Regions from separate parts of the Homo sapiens genome. Here region 2 is linked to region 1. The links are chromatin loops, found by intact Hi-C in ENCODE. Cell type or tissue: PC-9. All regions are shown on one strand.

Evidence for each region. Peaks named below come from ENCODE experiments on the same cell type or tissue, not always from the same donor. Only the 100,000 strongest peaks of a DNase experiment are listed, where the experiment ranks them.
Region 2: it touches region 1 in a loop (3-fold over the local background); 7 of 110 quality-filtered maps call a loop at or near these places.

Annotation. Positions count from the first base shown.
Region 1 is chr3:55,749,782-55,752,281 of GRCh38, forward strand. The region is part of intron 14 of ERC2 (ELKS/RAB6-interacting/CAST family member 2); the gene reads right to left. Among named protein-coding and RNA genes, the nearest start is that of ERC2-IT1, 92 kb to the left of the region's middle. In PC-9, no CTCF peak of the experiment used is centred here; a DNase peak (open chromatin) is centred at 960; H3K4me3 peaks cover 299 bases; H3K27ac peaks cover 1,053 bases.
Region 2 is chr3:55,884,462-55,886,961 of GRCh38, forward strand. The region is part of intron 14 of ERC2 (ELKS/RAB6-interacting/CAST family member 2); the gene reads right to left. Among named protein-coding and RNA genes, the nearest start is that of MIR3938, 33 kb to the left of the region's middle. In PC-9, no CTCF peak of the experiment used is centred here; DNase peaks (open chromatin) are centred at 670 and 1,510; H3K27ac peaks cover 2,162 bases.

The DNA of each region.
Region 1 (2,500 bases):
CTTTGTCCCTTCACTCTTCACAATAAACCTTGCTACTGCCCACTCTTTGGATCAGTGCCATCTTTAAGAGTTGTAACACTCACTGCGAAGGTCTACGACTTCATTCTTGAAGTCGGTGAGACCACGAACCCACCAGCAGGAGCCAACTCCGGACACAAAGGGATTCAAGATCCCATTGAAGAGGGGCATAATGAAAAGATATCTTTAAGGATGACTGCATACCTATAGGTGGTGGCTTAAAAGAGCAGTCTAATGTTGTTAACCAGTGTCTTAATTTCTACCATTTTCAAAGAGAATTTACTATGGACAGAATACGATGCTACGTGTTATGAAGGATCAGCAATGGGTAAGGCTTGCAAACTGATCTGGTAAAGAAAAAGACTTAAATTATATAAAGACTTAAATAATAAAATAAAAGATAAATAATAGTTTATTAACATCTTCATTGTTAAGATACAGGATAAGAAATTGTTAATAATTATTATTTTGATTACTATATGTATAAGCAAGGCATAAGTAAAGTACGTTGTTTCATTTAGTCTGCTCAAAATAGCCTTCCAAGAGAAAGTTTTATTACACCCCTTGTAAAGTTGAGTAAACTGAGACTGTAATATTTAAGGTTGTCCAAGGTCCCATTGCTTTTAAAAGGAGAACTGGAATTTGTATCCAAGTCTGTGATGTTAAAGACTAAACTTGGCCCTTTCAATTCTTGGTTGCAGGAAGGAAGAAATGTCCCTTTGGTCCGGGATGATGGGGGCAGGCTTCACAGAGGATAAGGGTGACAGCTGAGTATGAAGGGAGGGTAGGAATGGAAGGGCTCTGGAAGGAAAAGAGTGGCTTCCAGATGGGGTAAGTGTCTGATTGAGAGTTGAGATGATTCAGTCGATTAAAATTCTCTTTTGCTTACTTATGCCTGTTCCTAGTTGCATAACTTTCAAGGATGCTAGAATACCACCACCAAGGAAGAAATGTGGTCAAATAAAGAATGCCTTAAGTGCCAACGGAAAGACTGGTTTGGCCAGTGCTGACGTTTTCACGCATGCCCGCATGCACACATGAGGATGTAGGAACATTATGTGTAAGTTGTTTTCTGGGGAACAGCAGCTTTTTATTGTGACATTCAGTAATGTCCTTTCTAATGTTTGGAATTAAAATGACCCTTTCTCAAATGATGATGATAATAGTTAACACTTGAATAGTCTTATTTAATAGCTTAATTAGGTTAGCAAGCATATGTTGTTGGCAAAAAATATTTTTTCCTATGATTGGTCCATGACTTCCACGGTCTGGAAAACATTCACGTGATTGCTGCATGTTACTATCAGGGTATGTGTGAGGAACATCCTCTTCTGTTCTGCATAGGTAAGGGCTTTCCTTGTGAAAAGTGTTTGGCACTTCCAAGCTGGCTGCCTTATAAATGCCATGTTGAACCCAAATTGTTTGTACTGAGTGACCGTCCCTTTGCCAATGTCTGTTTCCAATATGGTATCTTTAGGATATAAGTGGAGAATAATCTCTTTATTTCACAAATAGGCCCCATCAGACAAGAGCTCGAGCTCCAGGTCCTTCTAGGGGTCTTCAGTGACCACAGAAGGAAAGAAAAGCTGAGTTGGTCAATGCCAATCTTTAGGAAAATTATTTCTAAAGGTGGCAAGAAGGGCCTAGTGTAAAATATGACATACTCTGCCTCTCTTTCGTTTGTTCATTTTGTTGGATTTTAGCACAATATGTATATATATATTGGTGGAATATGAATGTGGGAGTAATCAGCAACAGAGAAGACTTGGGAACATGGTAGTTATCCCTTCAATTATCTGCTAGAGTAACATAGATGAGGCTTGCTCCAGGGGCACCCTAAGATTTGAACTAGGACTTAAGGATGAAAGTCACAAGTAGGTAAGGCTGAGGCCAAGTTAGTAACAGGAGCAACTCTGGCTAAGTCAGAGCTGTCAGCAATGGCCTGGGCTCCCTCATACCCATCTCTGACAGTGTTGGTACAAACAACAGAAGGCAATGTCGAGAAAATCCCAGGGAAATAATTCTAACAATGGAGGAATGATGTGACTAAACACATGCTTTGGTTGGGTTTATTTGGATTGCAAGCAAAAGAAACTAATTCTGGCTAACTTAGCAAAAAGAGGAAGTGTTAGAGGGATACTTGAATAAACTGAGGAAAAGAAAAGAGCTAACAAGTGAGCTTTAGGAGGGTCAGTGAGAAAGTTGCTCCAGTACCCTCAGTAGCAGGAAATCCTAAACCTTTCTTCAGAAGACCTACTGTTTACAGAATAACTTTGTTACAACCTCCAGGCTTAATGGAAAAAGAGTAATGTTTGACCTTCCTGGAAAGAAAATCTGTTAGCCCCACCTAGGTCAATCAGTTATGGCCTGATTTCCCCATCACTAGAAACACACCCTAAATAATGGGATCACACCAAAAGAAAAAGGGACAGCTATGAGCTGAGGGTCATCCTAATTGGCAGCTCTCTAATGATCTTACAGC
Region 2 (2,500 bases), 130 kb after region 1:
TTTCCCTTAAAATGAACAATATCACCTAACAAACATCTAAACAAATATCTATCTTTGGATGGGGTTCAGGTAAATTCTGTATAGCTCTGGAACAAAAACCAAGACAAATGGAAAGACATTTCAGTTCAATATAATGACAAATGAGCTACCTGTAAGAGCCATGGAACATGAACCACCACCTTATGAGCCCATGGCCTGCCATGGGAATGGTATTCACCAGGGCCTGGTGAATTCCTTATGAGTAATCCTGTGAATGGGAGACAGGCTTCTGCAGGCTGAGAGGTTGGACCCAGTTGCTTTCCAATTCTAAAACTCTGTGCCATTTGGTTTGCAAGGAATTTAACAGATACCACCTCTCCTTTCAAAAGCCCCCTTTAGGTTTCAAAGCACTTTCACATGTGCTGGTTTATATTAATTTTAGTTTGCTGCTTAAAAAAAAAAATCTTATCCCTACAAGAGTTCTGTAGAGTAAGCAGGGCAGGTATTATCACCTCCATTTTACTGAAGAGAAAACTGAGGCAACCAGAGAGTGATGTTTAATGTTATGGGGTGAGACAGAAATTAGTTATGAAATCACAGTTTCTTTCTCTTGACTCACGGCCTCACCCCTCTTCCCTCTAACATCACACAGCCTCTCCCTTCCCACCAGGGTTTGGAAACTGGGTAGACCTGACCTAAAGATGCCTGTCTAAAGATAATGGGTGCTGGTTGAATGAAAAACCAACAATGCTTGGCACAGATGATATCAACTCACCAACAATGATAATACCCATCTGACTGTTCCCACGAACTTATGTGGACTCAATCAAAGTCAAGTAACCAGTGTGTCAATTCAGCTTAAACACTGTGACTGAACAAACCAGTGGCAAACTTGAACAGCCCAAGAGGCTGGTGCCTCTAGTTGAGGATCTCAGTCAATATACTTGCCCTGTACCTAAGTCCTCCCATAGTCCCAGGGCAGAAGCCCACAGGTTGGGCTTCTAGGCCAGTTAAATAGTGAATAGGGCCCATATCAGGCTTAATGAAGCAGGGCTTTGTTACTTTCACCAAAGGAATTAACACAGGAATTTTGTATTTATTTTGCAGTGGCAGCAGATTAAGCACTTCAGCAATAATGTGGCAATTCACCAAAAGAGGTCTTAGTTAGGTGCTATCTGAAACCATGAAGTTAAGTGGGAAAACATACACATGGAAAAAGTTTATATGTTTTAGAAAAATAAATCCAAATTTTAGATAAATGATACTCTTCACAAAGTATGCTAAACAGAGGACATATTTTCATTGGCTGATAGTGCCATTTGCATACATATATCATTTTCTGTGTGCCAAACTCTCTGCTGAGAACCCCTCCTCACAACCACCCCCATTCAAGTCATTACAGGAGGAAACTGGAAGGTTAGTGAGGTTAAGGGCATTTCTCCCAAGTCACAGCCACCAGGTGGAAGCAACAGGATTCCACCCTGGGTCTGATGACTCACAAACCAGCATATTTCACCATTACTTGTTCTCTCAAAATGTTGAAAGTATACGCTCCTTTTATAAACAGGAAGTAATTAAAATTTCTTTATAATAGCATAATAAATCACTTCAGGAGATGGAGAGTTAACTTGAGAACAGCTGGAAAACAAGGAGAAAAACTAGGCTGGACTTGACACATAACACACAGGGAGGAAGACGAGAGACAGGTGAACAGGAAAGAATACAGGCTGATTGAATCAATGGACCCATATTGCTAATGCACTAATACTAGTATTGGCTATTGTTGATAAATTATTTTTATTCTATACTACATTTATTATGGAAAGTAAAATGCAAAAAACATCATATGATAAATTTTTCAAGGGTAAAACAAACTTATAAGTTGAATTTCAGTATTTTTAATCTCCATTCAAAAATCAAATCCAAAATGAAGGTGGAAGCATATGCAATTCCAAAATCTTTCTCTATTCTTATATAAATCATAACATTCCATATTGTTTTCTAGGAAATGAATTTTATTGGTCAATATCAGCAAGATGGAAACTTTCTCAAATAAACCATTTTATGAACTTTGTATATAGACATTATAAAAATACATAACTTTAGATTCTAACATGAATACATTCATAAATGGACTTTCCACTTTGAATATTGCTGTTTCTTCAATTATTTAATACTACACTATATTTTTGGTGTTTCTCAGCTAAGTGTTTACACATATATTGACATTTATAATTTTTCTGGGTGTCATTTAAATTCATACACATATTCCACAACTAATTACATAAGTTAATCTTTTAAACAACAGTAAATATTGGCAAACATCAAGATTTTATATATGCTGTGCTTATAAACATGTATCCTTTTAACAGTGTTAATAAATTATTGATGAAGGTGATAATATCGCAGATACTTAAAATACTTTTCTTCTTAGCTACATAAAATTCAGTCTCCAGTATTCAATCTAGTCACTCACTCAACAAACCATTGAGCACCTATCACATTCAAGACACTGTTGTGG